2 separate regions of the Homo sapiens genome follow, and region 1 is linked to region 2. A link is a loop called in an ENCODE intact Hi-C map of the cell type or tissue named here. Cell type or tissue: endothelial cell of umbilical vein. All regions are shown on one strand. Links, peaks and the distances in the headings refer to the core of each region. The heading gives the core; the rest is flanking DNA. Region 1 has its middle 230 kb from the start of DGKB. Region 2 overlaps DGKB (diacylglycerol kinase beta).

Region 1 (5,392 bases), core at 111-5,110, 380 kb after region 2:
GCCCTGAACCCTGCCAGTGCCACCCAAGTTTGCCTCTTGTTACTAGTGCTTCCTACTCTGGCAGACACCTTCAGAGGAGAAAACAGGTGGCACCAATCCAAACGAGTGTGATAATAGACGTGCTTGGTTTCCCAGGTAGACAAAGAAGCAGCAGCTGTGGTTATATCTCCATACAGCTGGAGAGAAGAAAGAAAGAAAAGGAAGAGATGAATTTAATGAAATTGAACAAACTCTTCAATTTCCCAAAGTCACCAGTACAATAGAAGATATGCTGGGTGAATTACTTTTCTAAAACAAATTTTAATTTATTTTTTTATTAGTAGTCACTTATCAGTGCCTATAAAACTGTTGTTTATATGCTTGCTATGGACTTTGTGATAATTCATTTGAATGCGTAATTTGTCTTAGTTCTTTACATAAAGCTTAGCTCTCTAATTGAAGACAAGATTATTTCTTATTGTTTATAAATAATTTTGGAATCAGTGATACTCAACTAAAATATATATAAAGTAAAAGTATATAAGTATATATATCTGTATGTGTATGTGCATATGTAGAAAAAAGAAAGTTACCCATTACATCTAATCTATGCCCCAGAAATAATCATTTGAAACAGTTTAAAATGTACCTTAAAACCAAGTGTAATCTAAAATCTTATGAATATGCTTTAAGAACATTAGCATGTAGTAGAAATAGACAATCAGCACTTAAATTAGCATGAGGAAAGCCTGTTTATTAAGAGCTTGCTGTAGCTAGGGAGTCAGCCAATGTCACTTTGCTATAGCTAGGGAGTCAGCCAATGTCGCTCACATTTGGCAGATACTCAAAGGCAGTCAGGGTTGTCAAGAGCTTTATAGTGAAAAAAGGAAAGGCTTCAGGTTTCTCCTAATTGGAGGCTGTTTGAATGCGGGTGGTGGTGGGCTTACTAGAAGTGGGGCATCCTATGTGATTAGTTGGGAAGCATGTTTGGCTTTCACTGGTTGATCCTGAGTTGTGGGCAGGTAAGAGAGGGGGAAAGGACAGGTGAGCTGAAGTCTTGGACCAAGTCAATCATCAAAGTATGATTGCTACATAAGTGTGGTTTGACTTCTGAAATTAGTTGCTGCAGAAGTTGTTGCTCGGTTTCCAGGGCTGGTTGCTACAGGGTTGTAGGTTAGTGTTCTCTTTTACTTATAGTGCCTGGCCATTGTTCAGTTGTATATCCAGCTTCTCAGTTAACACATAAATCCATTTTATTTCTACCATGTAGTTTACCAAATTATTTCAGAGAACATGTATAGGAAATCAGAAATGAATAAAATATAGGAAGATAATTCTATGTGTTTCACATCACATTTAAAGAATCTTTTTTGTGTGAAAAATAAGGAAAGGCAACTCATTCTGACCAATTTAGTATTTCCCATTGTTGTGACTTATAATCACAGAAAAATAATCAGTGTTAGAAAGGTAAAGTCCATATTACTAAAGAGTCACTTAAAAATATATTCTTTAAAGACAACAGCTCTCCTAGGAATACAAACAAAGTATTAGTGGCCCACCACCTGGGGCCAGGATGAAGTATTTTCCCTTAGGGGTAGAGAATTTCATATCCATCCAATTGCATTATGGGTGGTTTTGCCCTGCTTTGGAAGCATCTGGTGGAGACTGCTTCCCAAACAGGATATTGAACAAGAGTTCTGTTCTGGTATGACAATAACCACAGGCAGATCCTGCAAATATTCATTTAGTGATAGGGCCTGCTTAACTCAATACAGCCTTGTTGTCACTTGTCAGGTAAATCAAAGGCACATAGTGTGTATTAAATGCCTGATATTATCTAAGTGTATCAGCCATGCTCGAGTAATCCCAAGGGTTTAATTTAAAGAGAGAATTAGAAAGCCTGTATTGTATAAGAGTTGGGGGTCTAGGACATATGTTCCAGAAATAGGAAATTGCAAAGTGCTACATGCGATTCCTCCCCCTTTGCAATTTTAATATCTTAGTTTATTGGGCATATGAATCAAACTAGAAATATAGTTTTATTTTATTATAGTTAGCATAAAATATATTTAAAATTGCTCTCTGTCCACCCAGCTTTGTTTAGAGTAATGATTTTCAAATTATTATGATAATTATATTTCAGAACTCTTAATATTTATTTTCCTTTTTTTCTTTCATGTTTCAAAGTGTCATGTCTTTTAATCTCTCACTTACCCCACCTTTTTTTTTCTGACAATAGTCAAATTCTATTTTTATTATTTTTGTTATTGTTTTGCTTTTTTCTCTCCTAGAACTAAAAATAATTTTCCAGAACAAGACATTTTCTTGAATGTTAATAGCGTATTTTCAACATCTTTCTCCACTCCTCACTCTCCACTCAGGCCCCCTAAAAATGATAAGCCCTGGAAATTGTTTAAAACATTGTTCTATTACGATATTTCACAAAAAGGTTCTCTAATTGCTATAAAATGTGGCAAAGAATACTACAGCACAAGAAGTGGACAAGGAAAGGAACGATTGAAAATAGGGGAACAGATTAGGATATTAATAGTTAAATTATGTTAGCTATATAATTGTTAGAATTAATACACTTTGCTATTGGTTTTATAGTGAAGAATATTTTGTGTTTGTTAAAATATTGCTTAAAGGAATACAGAAGTGAGAAAATACAGTGTTGAAATGATGACATCACTTTAATCTCAGTGATATGTCTGGCATTTATGTGTGTGCTATGTATATATACAAAGATATTTATCAGGAGTGAGTAATACATGAGCAATGCTTTTCATTTTTTTCTTGAGCATTCCATCTGCTCTATTGTTTGAAATAATTAACTTCCTTTAACATAGAACCTTGGCTTATGAAAAAGAATTTTAAAAGATCAGAATAATTTATTAAGCTTCAAAAACTTTTGAGCTTCTAATTGCCAATAGCTATATCATTCTGTTTCAAATTTTTGCTTGTATTTCTGTGTGTGTGTGTGTGTGCATGAAACCACTTATGTAAAACAGGAGGCAACTTTGGAAACATATATCAGAAGGAGGCGTTCTTTTCATAGCCTCATAGGAGTCTCGGTTTAAACAATGATTTCATCAACATACAGAATCTTGTTGATCTGTAGAACAGTTTTCATCATTGACGAATAAAGCAGTATTTTAGGAAGGGCATAAAGTTGCTGAATTATTTGCAAAGTGGAGTTAGAGCTCCATAACTTAAAATATAACAGGATGTAATGCTAGTCATCCCTTGGACTCCAGAACTGGTTTAAATTATATTAACTCCTGGGCAGCACAGCTCCAACTTACAAACCTCAGTGCTTTTTCTCCCTCTCCTTATCTCCATTCCAATAAGGCATAAACAAATGAGTTGACTCTTGTTAGTGACAGGGAAATAATGGCGTGGACACCCCAAAGATAAGTTGAAATCATTTCTGCCTAGACTATGGCACAAGTTGTGGATGAAGATTACATAAATTGTTTGACTACTTAGCAGAATTTGTTTTTATCCTGCATTTTTCAGTGTTCCACAAATAGTACATGATATATTCAAAACAGGGCAGTTGGAGGCTAGTTCATTAAAGGGGCAATTTATAAATGTAGGGATAAGATGTAGAGAAAGACCTAGTAACAGAAAAGCTGTTATCACACTTAGGCTTAAAAAGCCAAAGAAATTAACACACACACACACACACACACACACACACACAAACAAGGTAGGAGTAATTCCTGGCACACATGGAAGCCAAAAGGAGACAGCTGGGTAGAGCAAGCTGCCATGAGAACAACTGCAATCCTGAGTTGAGGAAATGCAACCAGCCCAAGGCAACCCCACAGAGAAGGATCTAGAGTGATAAAAATTCTGAATCCACTCTCCTGTCTGCCTCCAAGCTCCTGCTGGACTCACAATTGTCCAAATCTTATCAGAAAGCGGGGAATTAGAACACTTGTAGCTGCATGCATACAGGCCAGCCTTCTGAGGCAGAGAGGAGTGGAGATGGGTGCATAAGGGATTTGAAGAGCCACACAGAAGATACCATGCAGCACTGGAATTATTACCTGGAGGACATCAAATGAAAATTACAAGAAGACAACTCTGGTGTTCGCTGATATTAGAGGAGTATAAAAAGTGTTGACTTTATTTAGGCATTCATGAATTCATTCAACAACTTATTGTTAGCATTTAAATGAAATACTTCAATATTTCAGGCACTACTCTCAGAGTTGGGATTCAGTTTTTATGAAGCTGATGGTGTGGGAAGACAAATACTAATCAAATGATATCAGCTAATAGTGCTATAAGGACAACAGAAAAATCTGATGTGACTTAGGGTTGCAAGTTTCCTTTTAGGTACAATTGTCAGTGAAGGTGTCTCTGAGGGGATGACACTAACTCCTGGGCAGCACAGCTCCAACTTACAAACCTCAGTGCTTTTTCTCCCTCTCCTTATCTCCATTCCAATAAGGCATAAACAAATGAGTTGACTCTTGTTAGTGACAGGGAAATAATGGCCTGGAAGGTGATACAAGCAAAGTGGATTTAACAACATGGAGGCAACTTGTGACATCAATTTAAAAATCTTGGGAAAGTGATCGTGGCTGAAGATCAACTGGGGTGAGCTGAAAATAGAATGTGAATCAAGGCAGTGAAGACTGTACTCAGATTTTAAGGAGGGAAAATTAAACCATAGATAAATGACAAAGACAATGTGAAGTCAAGGAAGGTTTTTCCCTTATTTGTTTTCATTTTACAACAGGGAGTTATTACAGCTTATTTGTCTGTTAAGAATGATCTGATTCAGGGACATGTGAAGAATTCAGGAGAAAAAGCTCACAATTACAAGTGCTAAGTCTTCAGAAAGGCAAGAGGGATGCAAGAGGGGAGCACGGTTATAATGGTCAACCTTTGACAGAACCATTTCACTATGAAAACAACTGAGAAGGGCAAGAATATGAGTCTAGATATGGTAAGCAATTACATTTACTGGGAAATTGAGCATTTCTTGTAACTTACTCCATTTTATCTATAAAGCTGTGTCAAATTAGCTATTTAGCTTTTTGAGAAGGTTTGAGGAGGGAAGAATAAATGTGACATAATCCTGTATGAGAGTGGGAAAGAGTATGCTAGGAAATGATTGACAAGCAGTGCAATAACCTATTTAGGAATTGCAGGCATAACTTCAGGACAGTAACTGTTCCTTTTGTGTAAGTGTCTGTAGCAATATCCAGCTACTCAGGTAAAGACAAAATGAAAGTGGACAATTGTTTTCAACAACTGAACAGGTGGAGACAATAAAGGAAGATGGCAAAAGTGCTGAAATGGTTTCAGTTGAGTAGTTATTGTACGGATCATGGACTCTAAGGAAGTAGGGAGGGAAGACAACAGGGAAGAGATAGAATGGAGAGAGAATACCATT
Region 2 (5,392 bases), core at 208-5,207:
CTTCTTGACTCTTCTTTTTTCAGCATGCAGGAAAACTTTCTGAAATTTCTAAAGTATAGTTCTCTCTGGCTCAGCAAGCAAAATACTGTTTTATTTTCTGACAGCTCTAAGCCTTAATTCCCTCTATATAAAGTGGTATATGAAATCATTCATTCAGGCTGGGCATGCTAGCTCATGCCTGGCACTTTGGGAGGCTGAGGCAGGCAGATCACCTGAGGTCAGGAGTTCAAGACCAGCCTGGCCAATGTGGCAAAACCCCGTCTCTACTAAAAATAAAAAAATTAGCATGGTGGCATGTGCCTATTGTCACAGCTACTTGGGTGGTTGAGACAGGAGAATCACTTGAACCTTGGAGGCAGAGGTTGCAGTGAGCTGAGATCACACCACTGCACTCTAGCCTGGGTGTCAGAGTGAGACTCCATATACAAAAAAAAGGAATCAATCATTCAGAGTTGTCCCAATATGATAAAAATTGATGTAAAGCACTTAGCATACACTTGGGCACATAATATATAAAATAAATAAAAGGATTAGGTTAAAGGAAGAACTGTCCTCAGCTTAGATACATTTTTAAGTTACTTTAATTTTCCTTTTTTTATTTTTTTGAGACAAAGTCTTGCTCTTCCCCACCCCATGCTGGAGTGCAATGGCGTGATCTTGGCTCACTGCAACTTCCGCCTCCTGGGTTCAAGCAATTCTACTGCCTCAGCCTCCCGAATAGTTGGGATCATAGGTGCTCACAACCACGCCCAGCTAATTTTTGTATTTTTAGTAGAGACAGGGTTTCACCATGTGGGCCAGGCTGGTCATGAACTCCTAACCTCAGGTGATCCATCTGCCTCGGCCTCCCAAAATACTGGGATTACAGGTGTGAGCCACCATGCCCAGCCAATTTGCCTTTTTATTGGTACAGAAAACTGTAAAATTCATTGCATCTTTCTGAATAAAAACTTCAGGTTTTGTGTGTCTCAAATACTTTGCTATAACATTTCTGTGTCAGATAACAGAGACAAATAACAACTTTTATAAGGCAATAATTCTAAAAAAAAAATCTTCCTTTGAAAAATAAAAGCCTATTACAGATATAAGAATGGAGTAAAAATTTCCTCAATTCTTAAATTATTTCTACAAGATGACATCACATTATTTATTGCTGAAGTGTTACTGACAATGTAAGCTTGTTTCTCAAACTTCTTCACTGTGTTCTTTGGAGCAAAATTAATTTATCTCACATTTTCTGGCATTAGATAGGGCTTGCAATGTGGGAAAACACAAACCTCTTTTTTTTTTTTTTTTTTTCCTAAGAGAAGGTCTCTCTCTGTTGCTCAGATTGGAGTACTGTGGCCCAATCATAGCTCACTGCAGCCTCAATCTCCCAGACTCAAGCAATCCTTCCACCTCATCCTCCCCAGTATCTGGGACCACAGGATTGTGCCACCATGCCTGGCTAATAGTTTTTTTTTTTAATTTTCTAACTCAGAGTTTTCAATTCATTGAGAAATGTTTCTTCAATGTGTTTCCTGGTTAACCCGTCCCTTTTCTTCTCTTGTTAGTAAAATCTTTTCAAATATCTCCTAAAATTCTATGTTGTCCACATTATTAGACATTTCTGATAAATGGATGATATCTTCATCTGTACATTTTCCTTAGATCATGACTTACAAGAAAATTTCCAAATTTAGGCATCAGAGTTTCTATTGCTGTCATGTAACAGCATTAGAATTGCTTTTTGAAGACTGTGACCTTTAAATAGAATGAGATCATTTATATGCATATCAATGAAGCCATTAATGATACAAATTGGGTCAGACTTAACTGAATGACTATTCAAAAATTGAATTGCTGTGGGCTCAAACACATCCACGCGCACGCACACACACACACACACACACAAATGTTCAAAATTTTAAAAACTGCTTTCTCATTTTTTTCCTTAAGGAACAGCCACAGACTATTTAGGGAGATAACAGAGAATTTGTAAAGAAGACTGACTGAGGGAGCTGCTCAGATGTCGCTGCCAAATTGGCACAGATTCAAGGCACATTTCTATATGCCTTTCATTATTATTTCTGACCATCTGGATCCTTTGTTTTTAAATCCCTGTTAATACTAAAGAGAAGACACTAGTATTCATCCATGCAGATTCAAAGTGAATGAAAATAAATGTCATCACTCTATCCTTAATTTCTTTTGGTAGTTTTGGGTTGTAGATTTTCTCATATTCAGAAAGTGTTCTTTGAGCACCCACTCTGCACCAGGCTCTGTTCTAGGTGTTTGGGTAAAGATGTTACTAGAACACACAAAATTCCTTCCATGAGGGAGCTTATCTTCTAATGAAAGGAATAAGAACAACATTAATGTGCTCAATCTACAATGTCTAATGGTATTAAATGCTATAGAAAAAAAATAAAGAAGAAAAAGATTTCTTGGGGGAATGTGCTTGCAGTTTTTTAAATCCAATTATCAGGAAATGAGAAGCTATTCTTTGAGTAAAGATTTAAAGGTGATGAGGCACATATTTGCACATATTTGGAGAAAGCACATTTCAGGCAGAGAAGACAGCTAGTACAATGGCCCTGAGGTATAATGATGCCCCTGTGCTAGAGAAATTTCCACTGGAGCCAGTGAGGAGGAGCAGGAAATTGGAGCAGGAGTGAGGGAGGACCAGAGTAGTAGAATACAAGGTCAAAGACTCAAGCTGTGGCAATGTGTGGACTGGGCAGAGCATACAGGATATTAGATCATCAAAAGAGAGTTATAGCTTTAATGTGGAGTGAGTTTTTAGTAGGAAATTCCATGATCTGACTCATATTTTAACAGAACCATGTGACCATTATAACACTTATTTGTATCAGACAAAAGATAGCCTATCATCAGTTTTTATGTTTTTCTAACTAGCTCACCACTAATTAATAAGTGACTCCTAAAACACAAAAATGAATCATTCAACTATTATAGATAAAGCAACTGTTTGAAACCACAAAGAAATCACTTTATCTATCAACCAATGTTGACTGAGTACCTATATGTGTAAAATACTATGCGCTTACTGGGCAAAGAACTCTGATGAAATTAACTAGATAATAATTTAAATTAATCAGAGTTTTTTTTACAGTTCCATTTCTATTTCGCATTCTAATTTATATCATTAACTAATTATATCAAACTCAAAAATTGATATGAAGGTCACTGAGCAAAAGTATATTGATTAAATATGCAGCATGGCTATCTTACTGAGATTTCAAAATACAATTTTTTATGTTAAAATTCACTTAGAAAAATTTATATTTTAAATATTGCATTTCTTATGCTTATCTTGCACTGCAATTGACTATTCATTATTTCAAATTTCAGAGAGTTCCTTGATAGTCCCCTAAAGCTGTCATATAGATAGTTCCTTTGAAGAGAAAGAGTACAAAGTGTGAAAACCTTGAATTTTAATTTTTAAATTAGTTTTGGCAAATGAAAACTATTTTAGCACTTCAGAGTCACATACTCCATTAACTCTACCTTTACCTAAGACTAGAATTATGAAGACTCAGTAGAAAGACAATTAGAAATATATTATTTTAGTAAAAAATAGGAAATGGCCGAAAGATAATGCTACTACATTCTACTAATTACAAAAAGCAAATAATGGATTCGAAAAAGTTTAAGCAGAATATTTTTACTATGATTTCAGTATGTCTTTTAATCAAGGATCTATAGCTAACTGTTTTATTCTTCAGCTGAAATCTATTTTAATCTGGTGTGACACTGTCTTGTCACACCAAACATTTTTTGGTGTTGTCACTAGGACAGGAGTGAGTGTTACTGAAACACACACATAAATCCTCTAACATTTTCTCCTTGAAAAATAAAACCCAATAAAAATGTCTTGGAAACCTTTGTATATATAATTTCAATTAATAAGATCAGTTTTTAATTATTCCTTACTTGTATGTTCACTTTTAAAGAAAATCTCCACAGGGGGTTTTTATAATGCACATATGAGCAGACAGATTCCATGCAAAACTTCTCTTTCCTGAAGGGCTATATGATCCAACACGACTTTGCATCACTAAGTGTATGACACAGTCTTTTACCTTACAGGTCCTCATTATGTAACACTATCCAAATGTTACTATGTTTTAGGAACTGCACTAAATATGTTATATGTGTGCTATCATTTAGTCATCACAAAACCTATGGACAAAGAAACTAAGGCTCAGAAAAGTTCCTTAAATTGCCCAACACCACAAGCTTCTAATTGACACTGAAGACATAAATATTTCTAGCTTCAATGCACATTATGTTATAGTTAAAGCATAATTTTCTAAACAGATTTTGCAATATTAACACATGGTATAAGGTAATTTCCCACTGGTTTATCAGTATTAGATGCATTTGCTGCTGTGTCAAATTGGTCTGCCGTTTGAGAAAAAAAAGATATACACAAATAAGGTATAACAATTAAAAGTAATGGTACGATTATTCAGTTTCCCACTCTTGAAAACGTTGTGTTGACTGTAACTGTTTTTGTAACCTTCGATGTTCAAAGTACAACCTATTACTTTGGGTCGTATACCTGAAATGTGTTCAAATCTGCCCGCCTCCATCTCCATTCTGATGCCCATTGTCATCTAGTGTTCTTACTTGATTGGACTGCTTCCATAACTCATATCTAGTCTTCTCTTCTACCCAAGTCCATGCCCCACATTGCTACTGGAGGTATTTTTCTAAATAGAGAATTTAACTTGTTCACCTAAAAATATGATTTATAATTTCTTTCACCTATAAAACTTAAAATTCGTAGACATTCTAAGCCTTTTTACCAAAATGTCTAGATTTATATTCCTTTAGTACCCTGCAGTGTTCTTTCCCTTGAAAAAGCTATTTCTATTTCTTTTTTTTTTTTTTTTTTTTTTTCTGAGACAGAGTCTCACTCTGTTGTTGCCCAGGCTGGAGTGCAATGGCGCGATCTCGGTTCACTGCAACCTCCACCTCCTGGGTTCAAGTGATTCTCCTGCCTCAGCCTCCCAAGTATCTGAGACTACAGGCGCTCACTCCCTCACCCAGCTAATTTTTGTATTTTTAGTGGAGTCAGTATTTTACCATGTTGGCCAGGCTGGCAGGCTGGTTTCAAACTCCTGACCCCCAAATGACTGGCCCACGTTGGCCTCCCAAAGTGCTGGGATTACAGGTGTGAGCCACCATACCTGGCCAAAAAAGCCATTTCTAATGATGAAAAAGCACAAGTAAAAACAACAGATAAACCCTAAAAATAAAACTTAGATGTGACAGAGTAATGTTGGTTTTAACTTATACTTGGAAAAGTACAAAAAGATCACCTAAAAACCCCAGCATTAGTTTTTAACTTCTATATCAATTGTTTAATAAATGTTATTAAAGA

The links. Peaks named below come from ENCODE experiments on the same cell type or tissue, not always from the same donor. Only the 100,000 strongest peaks of a DNase experiment are listed, where the experiment ranks them.
Region 1: a loop joins it to region 2, with 11 times the contacts of the local background. A loop is called at or near these places in 1 of 110 quality-filtered maps.

The regions. Positions count from the first base shown.
Region 1 is chr7:15,128,106-15,133,497 of GRCh38, forward strand. It overlaps a transcript of AGMO not described here. Among named protein-coding and RNA genes, the nearest start is that of DGKB, 230 kb to the left of the region's middle. In endothelial cell of umbilical vein, for the core only: no CTCF peak of the experiment used is centred there; a DNase peak (open chromatin) is centred at 2,776; H3K27ac peaks cover 2,376 bases.
Region 2 is chr7:14,745,909-14,751,300 of GRCh38, forward strand. All of the region lies in intron 4 of DGKB (diacylglycerol kinase beta), which reads right to left. Among named protein-coding and RNA genes, the nearest start is that of DGKB, 150 kb to the right of the region's middle. In endothelial cell of umbilical vein, for the core only: no CTCF peak of the experiment used is centred there; DNase peaks (open chromatin) are centred at 2,043 and 2,803; H3K27ac peaks cover 1,504 bases.